Regions from separate parts of the Mus musculus genome. Here region 2 is linked to region 1. The links are chromatin loops, found by intact Hi-C in ENCODE. Cell type or tissue: left cerebral cortex. All regions are shown on one strand.

Region 1 (8,000 bases):
CCTTTCTCCTGACTTTTTACCATTCAGATATCTCAGCCAGGGTCGCAAGTCTGTGGGTCATCATAGCATGGTGCAGTTGATTCGCCCATCAGGATTCTGGCTTAGGGAAGTACACAGGTTCCTGAGGCAGCTACCTCTTGTCCATCTTCTTCATCACACCATTGGCTGAGCCAAGTTGAGCTAGAAATGGCTCACCAGAGTACCAGCTTCACTCATAACCCACCAGAGTCACAGTGCCTGGGGCTTATACACTGCATACCTGGAGGCTCTCAAGATCTGATTGAGCTGTCCTTTGGCTTTAGACACAATTAGTTGCCATTCACACAGGGAAATCCAGAAGGAGCCCAGTGAGGTTGATCAGTGCATGAACCCATACGAATGCTTGCAGGTGGGCAGGTGGAGACTGACTACAGTCAGGATAAGTACAGAGACAAGGAAGCAGTTTTAGTTCCACCAGTAAGAGTTCTTTTCTCACAGACGTCATGAGCCTTTTGGTCTGGTTGGTCCATGAACGGTGTCCTTTGAGCCTTTGCCAGCAGCTTTGAAGCCCAGATGAATTTAGCTACGATACCACAAGCTTGATCTCTACTATCAAGAAGCCAGATGTTGGTTTGTAGTGTGGTGTGTGTTTGTGTGTGTGTGTGTGTGTGTGTGTGTGTGTGTGCATGTGCATACACATGTTTGGGGTGCATGTTCATGTGGAAGCCAGAAGTCAATGTAGAGCATCTTTCTATGTCTTTCCCCACCATATTTTTTGAGACAGGGTCTTTCATTGAACCAGGAGCTCACTAATTTGAGACCAGCTGGCCAGCAAGCTCCCAGCCTCCACCACAAGCCCTGGAGTTACAATGTAGATCTCCATGCCCAGCTTTTCCATGGGTTCTGAGGATCCAAACTCGGATCCTCACACAGCAAGCACTTTTCCCACTGAATCATTGCGTTTGTGTGTTGATGATTTTGTCAACTTGACACAAGCTAAAGTCATGTGAGAGAAGTGAACTTCAGTTGAGAAAGTGTCAACATGAAATTGAGCTATAAAGCATTTTCTTAATTAATAATTGATGTGGGAGGGCCTAGCCCATTGTGGATGGTGCCTCCCCTGGACTGGTGGTTCTGGGTTCTATAAGAAAGCAGGCAGAGCAAGCCATGAAGAGCAAGCCAATAAATAGCACCCCTCCATGGCCTCTGCATTAGCTCCTGCCTCCAGGTTCCTGCCTTGCTTGAGTTCCTGTCCTGATTTCTTTTTATGAAGAACAGCAATATGGAGGAATAAGGTGAGTAAGCCCTTTCCTTCCCAAGATGCTTTGGCCATAGTGTTTCATCATAGCAATAGAAACCCTAACTAAGATTAAATACCATGATGGCTTCAATGAAATCATTAGGGATCAATTGTCATGGAACTGTGTGGGAATCCGGTATTTTTCATTAATGTGGCACCCAAATCAGAAGGGGACATTTGAGCTGAAGTCTACTGTAAACCTCCTGGCACAGACTTAGAAGACCCTCATGCCACTGTCTCTTGTGGAGAAGGTCATCAATGACAAGCCAGGACATTCATTGGCTAGAGACCCTAAGCCATATGGACCATGGGGCTGCCTCACCATGGCCTTGGCTCTCCATTGACATATACCTATGGCACCTCTCATATCAAAGTCCATGCTGGTCTCCAGGCTCCTACAGTCCTCATTCACAAGTAGATATTACACCTTTCAAATTCCACACTAGCATTCTGGTCCCTATCACACCCATCTCCTCTACCCTAAACTCCTAGGCCTGATCCAGTTCTTGAGCTTCTCTCTACTCAGCTACTCCTTATTGCCCCAAAACCTACTACTCTCTACTCTTCTCTCTGGCTACTCTCTGCTATCTCAGCATATCTACTGTTCCTGATATTCTCCCAAGCCCTGGCTGTGCCCAGGCTGTTTTGGCTTTGTTTGTTTGTTTGTTTTTGGGGTTTTGGGTTTTGGGTTTTTTATTTTGTTTTGGTTTTCTCTCTGCTCTGGACTCTTCAAGATGCCTCTAGAGATTTTGCTCTCTCTTGTGTGTACAACAAAAACATTCCCTCAAGGGAGCAACCACCACATTCTTTTCTTTACTGTGTCCCCTTCAAATATACTCTTCAGTAAAACTACTCTCTGGAAATGTCCAGGGAAGTACGTCTTCTGAGTGGTTCTAAATCCTGCCAAACTGTTAATGAAGATTAACCAACCATCCCAGCCCCATATTGTACAGTCTGCACCAAGCTGCTCTCTGAGTAAGCTGTTAGGTCCCCACCACTCATCATTGGTCCATAGTGGGAGAGTCATGATCTCAGATAGAGTATATACAACATAGCATCATTCACTGAGTACTGTTATGGTAGTGGAGTTGGTCTGCCTCCTATTTAGAGTCCCTGAGGTGGTTTGGATTGCACGCCCCGGGCCTGTCCCTCTCTAAGCAGACTAAAGCCATCTTTAATCACCCAGCCACCTGGGCCTGCTTGCAGCCGATTTTCACCTTGAGATGTCCTCTGGAAAGCCGATGAAGGATCTCAGCAGCTAGTCTGGCCGTCATGGCAGTTTCCTAAATAATCCAACACATCACAATGCAGATCTTTTCATTAACCCAGAGGGCTCTGAGCTCATAGGGATTATTCTCTTTTCAGTCCCAGGCGCTGAAGATGTGTGCTACACCCTCCTCCTTGCTGACTTCACTGGTGCACATAAGAAGCCTGCAGAATCTCCCTTAAGCCTATCAGTGGTCTCAACCTATTAAGGTCAGAGTTGTTCTCCTATCTTCGATGATTTAGCCAAAATAACTGAAGTCACTTAAAAATAATCAGGCAACCTCTTCCAGGGCCTTTGAGGCCTTTGGGGTCTTTGGGGCCTTTGGGGATAGTGTCTTGGGCTGCTATGTAGTCGTACATTATAGGCCTTGGGGGCAGTGCAGGACTTGGGGGCTAAGGGGTCAGACACCTAGAATAGCTACAAATTCTTCCTGTACTGCTTTATATGTGGCATGTGGAGTCAGGAACACCCTAGCCAACGGGCTTCTCCAATACAAGATTAAATCAATCAATCAATCAATCAATCAATCAGGGGTCAGAGAGATGGCTCAGTGGGCAAAAATACTTGCTACACAAACTTGACAACCTGAACTCGATCCTCAGAACCCATGGTAGGAGGAAAGACCAACTTCTGAAAGCTGTCCTTGTATCTACTCCAAGTGTGTGTGTGTGTGTGTGTGTGTGTGTGTGTGTGTGTGTGTGTGTGTGTGTCTCCCTCTCTCTCTCTCTCTCTCTCTCTCTCTCTCTCTCTCTCTCTCTCCCTCTCCATCTCTCTCTCTCTCTCTCTCTCTCTCACACACACACACACACACACACACACACACAAGAGATATAACAGCACATAGTAGTCTCATTCCTACAAAGAGTACAACCTGAGCCCTTTTATAAAGATCAGCTTTGCCCAATATGATTTGGAGTACCTAGCCAAGCATGGTTTGGTTTTCTATTGCATCCTAGAGTTAGATCATAAGGAACCAGTTCAAGCTCCATAGACTATGTACCACAGCCTGCAGGAACATAGCTTCTGACTATTATACAGGTGATGCATATTTGTGATTTTGGTAAATCTGCCTGCCAACACCTTTGGAGTTAATATGTGGTACTGTGTAGTGGATACACCCGACCCTGTAGTGTCTAATTTCACACAGTGAAGCATAACACATAGCAGGCCACACCTGGCTATCCCAGTGAACTAGCATGATGTCATCAAGTCCTTCCAGCTTCAAGACATCAACAGATCGGAAGGTAGTCCCACGGCAGCACCATGCTACCACAACCAGCATACCTGCCAAGATACTGTGTGCTGTCTAGTCTTTGTGGGATTCACCTCCAGCTTTATTCCCCACACACTGGATTGGTTGGCTGGTAGGGGGCACTGTGGAGTAAAACAAAAGTCTCTTTTGTTTCCCTGATGCCTTGGGCAATGACGCTAACCAGGATCAGTCAGGCTGGGGCTTCAGCAGCCCTCAATATCAGATGCATTTATTTATGTTGGCTGCTTGCTTGATCTCATTTCATCCCACATGGTCTCTTACTCATGGTGCTTGTGCCCCCTGCTGGGAGACTTAGGTAGAAACACTAGGCACCATTTAGCCAAGTACCAGAGCAGACACTGGGGACTTCTTTGAGGAACAGTAGTTCAATGTAGTCACATCACCTCTATCCTAGGGACTTCACCATCCCCCAGAACTTGGTGTGTTCCCCCTACTGCCTCCAGTATCCATTTACCCAAGAGTCCTAGATCCATGTCACAGGTCTCCAGATCCTATATCTCTAAGATTCCCAGATGCATACCCTAAACTAACAACCTCAGCAATGCAGGCCCCTCTGCCTGATAGGCCCCTCTGCAATGGCTCAAGTGGCCACAAAGGATGCCTGGGTTAAAGGAAACTCTGTGAACCATAGCTTAGTCCAGACCTTACCTATTCAGGTCACTGAGGCCACTGAATGCAGCTGCTCTGTGCCTAGGCTCTATAGAAATTTCTGTCTCAATGTCATACCTAACAGGGACACAGCATACAGCTATGAGGACATGGTCACTGCTCCTAACTGGCAAGTAACACACACACACACACACACACACACACACACACACACACCTTTGCCACTGGGCAGAAGGATCTGCCTGCTGTGTTATGGGGTGGCTTGCAGGTACATGGGAAGACTTAGACTCGTGAGACTTGGGAATACCTTTCCAACAGTAAAGCAGCATACCCTACACTAAGATCATAAATAATAGTCTCAAAGAGAACCCCCACATCTGAGACTTGTGGTGTGTTTCATGGAGAGAAGGGAAGCTTACCCTGGAACACACTAGGGTCCTGTCATACGCCCATGCTTGTGAGTAAGCCCAATGAACTCATCAGTTACTTCAGGTGGGAACTGGGAGGGGTGGGGCTTCAGTGGAACTGAGCTTTGGTTTGTCCTTGTGACCATAGAAGAGGAATGCTGCCTAGTGACCTCTAGGTCCCCAAGGAGAAAATTCTCCCGGACAACTCTTCCCCAGCCAGGTGGACACAGATTTAGAGCAGCCTTCGAGGGTCTCTTCATCCAGTCACACTCCTGGGTAGCTACTTATCTACTCGTAGTGCCAACAACTATCCAAAATTTGTGTCCTGCTCTGCTTATTCACACACCTTTGGAACCCCCCAACCCCTGCTCACAAAGCAGCCACACAGTTGCAGAACAGATGCAGAAAAAGGGAGCCTGGTTTGAGACTTTAGTTCTAGAATTATACCATGGCTTGGGTTTTTGGGTTTTTTTTGTTTGTTTTTGTTTTGTTCTGTCTTTTTTTCTTTTTCTTTTTTTCTGCAGACAGTCATCAGATGGGAGCCTGAGACCAGAGGCAAATGACTCTACTTCCCTCAGCTACAAGATGGGAGTAAATATCGTTCACATAGGACAGTGTCTAGTCTGCAAAGGGCCCTGATAGAGAGAATGCTTGGCCTCTGGCTGGGGCAATGATGAGCTGGAGGTCTTCAGACTATATGCAAAGGCCCCCAGGAACACCAACAAGATAGGAAATTGTCCTGTGGGCAAAGATAAATTTGGTCTTCAAAGTCCTGGGCCCTAAGCCATGCAGATGGCATCATAGCCTAGTCTGCAATCCTCCCTGCATCTTCTAAAATATGAAGCTGCAGAATTAGACATCTGGAGAACTGCCACCAGTTCACTTGGGGACCACACAGTGAAAATCAGTGTCTCCCATCATATAAGCCATTGGAGTTCCTGCAGAGCTTCAGCTCTGTGCAAATTCCCTTGGGGCAAGAAGCAAACCTCACCTGGACCCAGCTGATAGAGCCACCACCTGCTCTGCCACCTTTGTCAGAGAAGTCTGTTTGCTCAGCTATACTGACATCTGGTGGCTATCAGGGCTGGATAAAAATACCTTCATGCCAGGCACAGAAAACCTAAAGACATAAAGACACACACCCTGCATGTCTGTGGGACTGAATGCAAAATCAACCCAAGGTAGTATGATATGTCTTCTAATCTCAATAAACCAAAAGAAAAAGGCACAACTGCCTCTTCCTGGGCAGATCACAAAGGGCAGGTTAGCAGAGCTGACCCAGAGTGGAATCTTAAGTCAAGTTTGAAGACAAGGGCAAGAAGAGTTGCCGTGCATCTTTCTTTCTCACCAAGGGAAACATAGACGTGGAGGATACTGACATTAGTGTCCCCTCACCAGAATTAGATGCTAAATATGAGTTCCTGAAAGTTGACGTTTATTACTGAGTGTCACCAAATCAAATTAATAAAATGAGTCATTCGATGAGCACAGGGAAATTCCAAATGATCAGGAAAGAGAGTGCACAGATTGGGGTTCCTCTGTCTGCAACCCTCTTTAAATCCATGACTCTCTTTGTAACTTGGCTACAGCAACAACTCAGCCTCAAGAAAAGAAAAGGAGAGTGGGTATTGGCATGTCATTTAGGCTCCGCCCCACAGTTACCTGTCAAAAGCCAGGTAAGCCTGACTCACTATAAAAGAGGCTGCTTGTCCCCTCCTCACTCTCTTGCTCTCTTCTCTTCTCTTCTCTTCTCTTGCTCCCTTACCCTCCTCTCTGTCTCTTCCCATTCCCCTCTTCCCTCTCTATATGCTCATGGCCTCTCTCTCTGTCTCTCTCTCTCTCTCTCTCTCTCTCTCTCTCTCTCTACTACCCCCTCAAGTCCCCTCCCTATGCCCTAAATAAACTCTATTCTATACTATACCTTCATGTGGCTGGTACCTCAGGGGGAAGGGATGCCTCAGAATGGGCCTGCAGAAGCACCCCCTCCCATCATACCGTGCCTGCACCAAACATCTCCCTGGCTCTTCTCTTTCTTTTTATAAAACACAACAGTGGGTCCAATAGGTCAATTGGACAATGCAGTGGGAAGCATCTCTCCCAGGAACTCTGTGCTTGCAGAGTAACTTTGTGTTTGTCTCTTCTATCACAACACCATTTGAAACACTGTTACTGTGAACATTATTTTTAAAGAAACAATATTAATTGTCATACCATGAGACCATTCTGGAAATCACTTTTCTTCTACTTAATAAAAAGGCCTACAAAGACCATAACCCTAAACCAGTCTCCACACATGATCTCAGAGCTCTTGTATGGTGTCAAAGGGGGACTTATAGAAGACAAAGATCCTATGGATCTACCTGCAGGTGGAAGTGCCACCTGCTAGGCTCAGGGCTGCCAAACTATACCTAAAAAAGATAGGAGCTGGAGATGGATGGCTGAGCCCTTGTTAGGACAATGAATTACCAAGGAGAGAAGAGGGGAGAAGGAGAGGAGATCCAGGCAGGCTTTTCTGAAGCCTTCACACACTTCTCCATACTGTAAAGGTATAGTACAGAGTCTACACTGTAAACAGTAGAAACCTGCAGGTGCCTTATGTTGAGCAAATGGCAATGTATGAGACATGAGCTTGCCCTCTGCAGAGAGCCAGGGCGGGCTGAGGACCTCCATAGTGTCTCTAAGTGATGACCTGGCTGATTATCATCCCTCTGACACTCCAGGAGGAAAGAGCAGCCCTCACAGAACATATAGAGTCCAGCAAATACTGAAGGTTCTGGTAAATATTTTAAGGGTAGAAGAAGGTGGTTTTTAAGAAATTTGATATCACCTCTCTAAAAACAGTTTGGTTTTTCAAAAAGGGAAAAACTGGTGTCTTCCTAAGCTGGCTTTATGCACTTGCTTTCCAAAGTTTGGGGGAACCGGTCCTAGTGCCTACTTCTGAGTCCATGCAGCTCAGCTGTTCCAGGGAGCCCTGAGGCCATGTGCCTTTAATGCCTTTCTCCCCTCTTCCTAGCGTGGCTACCTGTAGCTAACTATTGAGAACTTTCTTCTCTATACTTTGAAATGGGTTCATGTAGACTTGGCTGGCTACAACTTTCTAAGTGACATAGAATGGCCTGCAGTATCCTGATATGCTGCCTTCACCTCCAGAGTGCTAGGATTACA
Region 2 (8,000 bases), 710 kb before region 1:
GAAGGCTGCTCCACTGGGCATGCTCCACACTGCCTTCTAGGCGTTGGCTCAACACAGTGATTGATGTGGGACCAGGATGAGTACACTAGAGAGAGAGTCTTTTTCTCCTCTTTTTATATGTTCTTACACCTCCCTACTTAATTTTTAGCCATATTGATAAACACTTAGCTCTAAGTGCTATACGCCTTGGAGAACATGAATTTAAGACAGAGTCAGGGTTGAGCTGATTTCACACAGCGATAGGCAGCTGTTTTAGACCCAGAGGCTGCTGGCACATTGGACTGGATCTCTGTAATTTAAAAGCAGTTGTGTATCATCAGAATCGGGCTGGGCCCTGCATATGGAGACTATGTGTATCTCACCTCTGGCAGCCTCTAATGTCTCTCCTCTTCAGTACTAGTTCTGTTTATCAGAGCCAGTTTAGACCAAGTTGGGGTTAATTAGGGTGTAGCTCAAATCACAGATCATTAAACAAAGCTGTAAAAAGCAAATTGTTGTCATAAAATATGACCCTTTGGACTAAACAGTAGCTGCTCCAAAATAGAAACTTTTGTTACCACTTTCAAGGACACACATACTAGTAATCAAAAAACTTCAAATTTGACATGAATAGCAGTAGATTATAGCTGTCTATAACATTCCCAAACGCTGATTCAATAGTTAATTAAGACACAGTATTGCTAAAGGAATGTGCATGTACTTAGCGCGAGTCAGTTCTTTGAATTTTAGAAGCCCCCTACAAAGAGTCCAAATGGTGGATATGAGACAGTATTGAAAGTCCAATTTAAAAAAAAAAAAAGTCAGACCCTTCTTTGAATTGAAAGATCAAACAGGAATGGAGCCACTTGCTGGTGGCAGTCAACACTGAGTGACAGATTTGCCTTGGCTCCATGCTCCTTTCTCACACACACAGTCTGTGGCCACTAATGAGGAGAACAGTTACCAACAATTTCAGAAATTTCCAGAAGCCGTGAACCTCACCTTGCTCTGTAGGGACTGGTGGCACAAATATAGTCTGGCTGCTATGATTCACGCCAAGCTCGGTGTGACGAATTGGGAGCATGTCTTAAGGGAAAAGCTGGATAATTTCCTTTTGCAACCTTCTTTAGTTGAAAACACTTTTCTCTCAGTGTAGAGGGAGCAGAGATAAGAAGCATGTGCCCAGGGAAGAGCCTTCACTCTAGGTGTTAAGTAATACCACCCGGAAATTGGGGGACTGGGAGGCTGGTAGCAGCCATCTACAGGTGACCAGCACTTACCCAGGGGTACAGAGCCTGTGCTGATGCCAGGAAGCAGCCTCCTGATAGACCCAGACCTGCTTATGGTCTAATCCCAGTAGACCTTTCCATGACTCTACCCCATATGCCCCACTCACAGAATGCCCAGCTGTAGCCCATGGCAGTCAGCTGCCATCGAGACTGCAATACTGCTTCAGGGACAGTGGCCTTGTCCTGCTTGTGTATCATATGAAGCTCTGAGCCCAGCACCACAAGGAAGTAGCAGTGTCGTGAGGCAGGGTACCAGAGGGAAGACTTCTGAGCAGAAGGTGCTCAGGAGGCCTTTGTTAGGGGTGGCCCACCAGTGAGGGCTCAGGATCAAGTCCCTTTCTTGTATAGCAAGATCAAGCTGACCCAGCCGGCCCAGGGAATCTTCCAGCTCTTCTATTGCTGGTTTTGCTTGGGTACACAGAGGTGGCTGGTCCTGGAAAGCAGTTCTTCAGCTCATCGGAGGCAGTGTCCTGCAGAGCACAGAAGCATGCCCACAGCTGCCTCAGTCACGCGTGCTTCAGGATGCACATGTGATGATCTCAAGGTCAATGGTTTGGAACAAGGTACACCCGTTAGTGTACTTCCCCTCAAAGGAGATGCTGAGGTGGGGGCAATCCCTGAGGACAGAAGATGGATTTTTTTCACCCGAGGTCGGCTGTGAAGTCTGTCTCTAAGGAGTGCATCTCATCTTTCAGGATAAGCTGGGGCTGCTGGGAGTTCAGATTGGTGGGTGGAGAGAGGCAACAGGCAGGTGTTTGTGCACGGCGAGGCCTTGCACCAGGTGTTGTACACATTTGTAAACATGAAACAGTTTCAGCAGTATCATCTGCCCTGTTCTATCTGGGACACTGAGTGGGGAAAGGGGACACCGAAGTCAGGGTGTCTCTACATAGCCCTGGCTGTCCTGAAACCTACCACGTAGCCCAGACTGGCCTCGAACTCACAGAGTTCTGCCTGCCTCTGCCTCCACAGTGCTGGCATTAAAGGTGAGGGCTTCCAGGCCTGGCTGAACTCAGCTTTACACCACTCACTGGTTTAGACTGGGTTCTCTGAAAAAGGAGTTCTGAGTGCACACTCACTCCTCTGTGGGGCCTTGAACTTGCCACCTTCTTGCTTCAGCCTGGAGTAGCTGACATTAAAATGTATGGTATCCTATCTGGCTACTGGTCCATCTTCGACAAACTTTTTGTTGAAAGAAAGCCTCCACCCAAGTGTAGCCACACCAGCCATTCTCAGATGGTCCTTGGCCAGTGATGCCTTCTTGGAGGGTGGGAAGTAAGTCTTCAGGATGACTTCGGTTCCTTGTCTCCATCCTTGCTATTGACAGGTGATTCGGAGCTGGTAGTTGATTTTAAGGGTAAGTTAGAATTAGGGGGTCAAGGGCTGGGATGTATCTCAGCTGTGTGCACTGCATGCCAAACATGTGTAAGGTTCTGTGTTCAATTCTGATGCCACATAAAACTGGGTGTGGTGATACATGCCTGCCATCCCAGTATTAGGGAGAAAGAAGCAAGAAGATCAGAAAGAAGTTCAAGGCTAGCCTAGGGCACATGAGATGCGGCCTTTCAAAAAAAAAAAAAGATTTTTGGAGTTGGAAGTGGTCAGACCAGGGTTTCTGTCACCCTTGGGTAATATTTGCTCTCTCTAGGGATGGGAGTGTTTATAACAGCACCCTATTGGCCTAACTGTTGTGGGCTGGGTTTGTTACCCAGAGAACTGTGCAAGTCATCCCCACACTGGTACAAAGGTAGTCTTGTTTGAAGACAAGATCTCTAGAGTCCAGTTCAGATGAGACCTGCCTGGGACTGGACTCTCAGCCATTAGGCTGATGTTCTTGTAAGACACCTTGTGTGAAGTTGCACAGAGGAAGAGTAAGATGGAGAGGAAAGATGGAGAGGAGGTAAGGGGAGAGGAAGAAGAAGGGGAGGAGGAGGAGGGAGGAGGAGAGGCTGTATGGAGACAGAAAGAAGCTGTGCGGACACAGGGGAGGCCATATGGAGGCATAGAGGAAACTATGGAGACAGAAAAGGAACCATGTGGAGAGAGGAGAAGGAGGCTATATGGCAACAGAAGAAGAGGGGGCTGCTCAGAGACAGACAGAGGAGGGGGAGGAGGCCATATGGAGACAGAAGAAGTGGAGGACAGACAGGGAAAGCTATGTGGAAACGGAAGCAGAGCAGAGTGGTCCCTCTCCCAGGGGAAGACTCTAGGGTCTCTGGCAACATCAGAAGTTGGAAGAGGAGTGGAAGGACCTTTCCTCAGAGCCTTCCTTGTGTTAGAGGAAGGGAGGCACCCAGACTTCAGGTATAAGGTTCCCAAAGCTGTATGTAGGATTCTCTTAAGTCACTTACTTTGTCGAGACACCTCAAGAACCAGGTAGTCTAACCCACAGGCCTAGGTGCACCATGTGTGTTCTGACAACCTAACCACCAGGATTAACACTATCTGCCATTGAATGGGTGATGTGAGGAGCCCACAGTTGAGCGGGGCTTGGGGGGGGGCAATCCTCCTCTCCTTTGCTTGTAACAGTTAGAGCCTGTTTCCCGGGAAGGGTACAGTCTCACTTTAGATATGCTGCCCAACTCCCAGATCGGCCCTGAGTTGTCTTTTCCCTGGATATTTAGCACTTCCATGAAAACCATCTCTTTCTCCATCCTCCAGCCTTAACCTGTACTCTGAAGAAAACATCAGGTGGAGGAGGAAAGCCTACAGGGACAGAGATTTGGGGACTGAGAGTGAGGACAGCCTTGGTCTATGGAACTACAAGTTTTGTGTCCACACTCATGTGGCAGACCCTGCTGTCTGGCCACATCTCCATATCCTCATACTCTCCCTGACAGCAGCACTGCCCTGTTACATTCCTTCTGGCTCAGCTGTCATTTATCAGTGTTAGTGTGACAACAGGAGGCTCTTCAGATCCTATAAACCTATGCATCAGGCTCGGAGTTAATGTCTTCCAGAATGGCCGTATGTATCATTCTCCATCTTGAGCCAACATTGCTTTTCTTGCTCAGTGTCCAGTGAAACTGCCATAAGAAGGATTTACAGTGCAGCCGCTGTGAAGCCAGAAATCAGGGGCACATTGAGCCTTCCCAGCCTGCCTGGGGGATTCTCCTGTGAGCTTGGGGAGCCCTGAAAGAGTGTGTATCCCCTGCTGGAGACTGTGGAGCTAAAAGGAATGGGCTCTACCCCAGAGACAACAGCTGTCTCTAGCCAGGGAGTTGACTGGCTCCAAATCAGAACTGGTGGCCCTTGTTCTTGGCCACAGTCTATCCCAGTGGGCATCATCTTTGACTCTGTTCTGAACCAACAGGCCACTGCAAGAAAGAAGAAAAACAGAGGGTCAGGATTTTATCTCAGCTGAAAAGATACCGTTGTTTCCAGGTCAGAGTCACGTACATTGTTTCTAGGTTACAGACACATACATTGTTTCTAGGTTAGAGACTTGTGCTTTGTTTCCTTGAGGGGTTATTTTTGGGTGTTGTTGTAGTTGTTGTTGTTGTTGAGACAAGTCCATGTAGCCCAGGCAAGCCTCAAACTCACTATGTAGCCTAGGATGACCTTGAACTTCTGATCCCCCTGCCTCCAGCTGCTGGGATTACAGGCATGCACTACCTCATCTAATGACGAATTGCTAGGAGTCAAACCTAGGGCTTTCTGCATGCTAGGCAAAACTCTACATACTGTACAAGCTCTTTGAGGGTTTGTTTTAATGCATACATGCTTTTCTTCCTCTTTAAGTATGAAAGATTAAGAGATGGGGAAGACACTCCTCTTCCATGCTCTAGACCCGATGACTGCCCCCTTCTCCTGGGAGGGGTGTGTGTGTGTGTGTGTGTGTGTGTGTGTGTGTTTAAAATTTTTATTTTATGTGTTTGAGTGTTTGCCTGACTGCATGCATGCATGAGAACCACTTGTATGCTTTGTTTCCATGGAGGCCAGAAAGGGAGGTTGCATACTCTGGAACTAGAGTTGCAAGTGGTTGTGAAGGAGTGTTAACATGAGGGAGCTGAGAAATGAACCTGGGTCCTCTGTAAGAACAGCAAGGGCTTAACCACTGAGATATTTTTCCAGCCCCTTCCTGGGTGTTTTCTTAAAATGCTGCTGCTGCCGCCACCGATGATGATGATGAAGATGATGATGATTATCATCATTCTGGGGCACATGTATCACAGTACACATGCGGTGGTCAGACGACAACTTGTGGGCATTAGTTCTTCCTTTTACCTTTGGTTTGGGGATTGTGGGCATTAGTTCTTCCTTTTACCTTTGGTTTGGGGATTTAATTCAGGTCAGCAGGCTTGAATATCAAGAGCCTTTATCCACTGAGCCAGACTACCATCTCTTTCCTGGGTGTTTTGCAGATAGATTAGTTTTACGTGAACCCCCTCTGCTGTTCTGCACTTTGGCCTCAAGTGGGTTCATCAAGCTGTGAACTGCAGAACAAGACAGAGCCCCGAGCTCTGCTGGCCTCCATGTGCTGGGAACAAATTGGAGGTTCCTTCTTCCTACAGCTCCTACTGTGGCCTCAGGAATGAGTGGCCCCTCTTCTTGTTTTTATGATACAGTGTCTCACCATGGATTCCAGGCTTGAAACTCATGGTGATGCTCCTGCTTCAGCTTCAGCCCTGCTGGAATGATGACTTTGTGCAACTGTGCTGCCTTTGGTAGTCTTTAAATGTTAAGGTGGATAGGTCAACAAGTGTTCCCCCCCACCCCCACTTTGGTTTTATACTATTGCATTTTATTTTGTTTAACAAGTATTTCTGTTTGTTTGTTTGTTTGTTTGTTTGTTTGTTTTTGAGACAAGATCTCACTATGTAGCTTTAGTTGTCCTGGAACTCACTATGTAGACTAACTAGGCTGGCCTTGAACTCACAAAGATCACCCTGCCTCTGCCTCCCAACTGCTGGTATTAAAGTTATACACTACCACACCCAGCTTAACTAATATTTCTTGAGACAGGATCTTATGTATCCAGGCTGGTCTCAAACTCACTATGTAGCCAAGGGTGATCTTGACTTCCAGTTCTCCTGTATCTCTCCCCCTGCAAGTGTTCAGATTACAGGTATGTACTGCATACAAAGCCCCAGTACCATATAAAATCAGGCATGGTGGGTCAGAAGTTTAAGGTTGTCCTTGCCTACATAATGAATTCTGGGCTATGTAAGACCCTGTATAAAAACAGAACAAAGTACAGACACCGTCCCCTCAAACACACACACACACACACACACACACACACACACACACACACACACACACTACAGCCTTCTATGTGTGGAGCTTTGTGAATCCCCATACCTGTGTATGGTGCACCTTGATGCAGGTAGAGATTGCTCCCTCCCCACTCTCCCACATTTCCATGGAACAAAGCTGTCCTGTCTGCCTCTGTAAAAATGTATTCATTTTACTTTTTAAATGTCTGCCAGCTCACCATTGTCCTGTGGACTTATTCAATTCTATCTTTGGGAGCGTGTCCTCCCCTCCACCTCACCTTGTCTCCACCCCCTGCACCTTTGTTTCTCACTCCATCTAAGTGTGGAGATTCCCAAGCCTAGCATGTTTGTGCCGTGGTTCTGATCCCTTGATTCTGGCTTGGTCCCCTCCTGCTGCTCTGGTAATAACCCCTGTGCCAGCTTCACCTCTATCCTGGTTGGGAGGGGTCTCTGAGAAGCCTTGAGGCTCACGATGTGAAGCCTCAGTTGATTGACAGACTGCAGAAAATTATCACCAGAGTTTGGGTACCTTCCCCCTGTGTTCTAAATCTAAGAGGAAAAGGAGGTAACAGAGCTGGGTTTACCTGGGCTGCACCACACCCTTCCTGGTATACAGCCCTCTTGTGCATGGCATGTGCCCCTGCTAACAAGGACACTGTGCTCATTTGTGTCTGGTTTCTTGTGTTATCCTTCATGGTTTATCCTTTGCACCAGCCAGCTCCATGCTTGAAACTCAGAGGGGACCCAGAAGCAGCTCTTATGTCCTTTGGTCAGAGCTCGTCTGTCAACTCTCCTTCTGGTACTCTGGGCAAATGGTTATGGAAACAGCCTTGGATGGCATAGACAGTGGAGTCCCATCCTACTGTTCTCCAGGGAACATGTAGTTAACCACTCTCAACTGAAGAGCCAGATTTGGTTTCTGACTGGGTGTCTGATAAGTTGAGGCCACACTTGAATTCACTCCCTTCCAGGGCTACCCCTCCCCCCCCACCACCAACTGCTACTGCCTTCAGGAAGTAGTTATGTGGTCCAGAATTGAAGTCTTCCTTGAGGGCCAAGATGTCTCAGCCTACAGTGTTGACTAACTTAGGGAATGAATGATTGTGAGTATAACATTGAGTAAGGTAGGTGGGCAGATTCAAACTTGTGTCTCAGTGGATAGAAGTTTGAATTCTAGCCCCATCAGAGAGAAGCAGCTTTCTGTCTCCATGCCCCAGTGCATAAGCACAGTACTAACTTCTGGGACTTCCTGAGAGTTCTGTGGTATATACAGTTCTTGGTGCATGGTCACTATTTTAGCACCTGTCTCCTGCTACAGACCTGGTATACCGGCCCAAAAGCAGTGCTGATAGCTGCTTTGGTCTAGACTGCAGCAGACTCTTGGATGGTGGAGCAGAGAGCAGACATGGTGTGAGTGGTATTCCATATCCTTTTCCTTTTCTCTTCCTCTCTCACTTCCTCTCTTGCTGCTTCTGCTTCTTCTTCTTCTTCTTCTTCTTCTTCTTCTTCTTCT

Evidence for each region. A loop is a pair of places that touch in the nucleus more often than their neighbours do. Peaks named below come from ENCODE experiments on the same cell type or tissue, not always from the same donor. Only the 100,000 strongest peaks of a DNase experiment are listed, where the experiment ranks them.
Region 2: it touches region 1 in a loop (5-fold over the local background); 11 of 42 quality-filtered maps call a loop at or near these places.

What each region holds. Positions count from the first base shown.
Region 1 is chr12:116,644,858-116,652,857 of GRCm38, reverse strand. The region is part of intron 2 of Ptprn2 (protein tyrosine phosphatase, receptor type, N polypeptide 2); the gene reads right to left. Among named protein-coding and RNA genes, the nearest start is that of Gm31336, 110 kb to the left of the region's middle. In left cerebral cortex, CTCF peaks have their summits at 3,888, 4,099 (motif pointing left) and 5,909 (motif pointing left); DNase peaks (open chromatin) are centred at 4,089 and 5,858.
Region 2 is chr12:117,353,330-117,361,329 of GRCm38, reverse strand. No RefSeq gene overlaps it. Among named protein-coding and RNA genes, the nearest start is that of Gm5441, 20 kb to the right of the region's middle. In left cerebral cortex, no CTCF peak of the experiment used is centred here; a DNase peak (open chromatin) is centred at 3,317.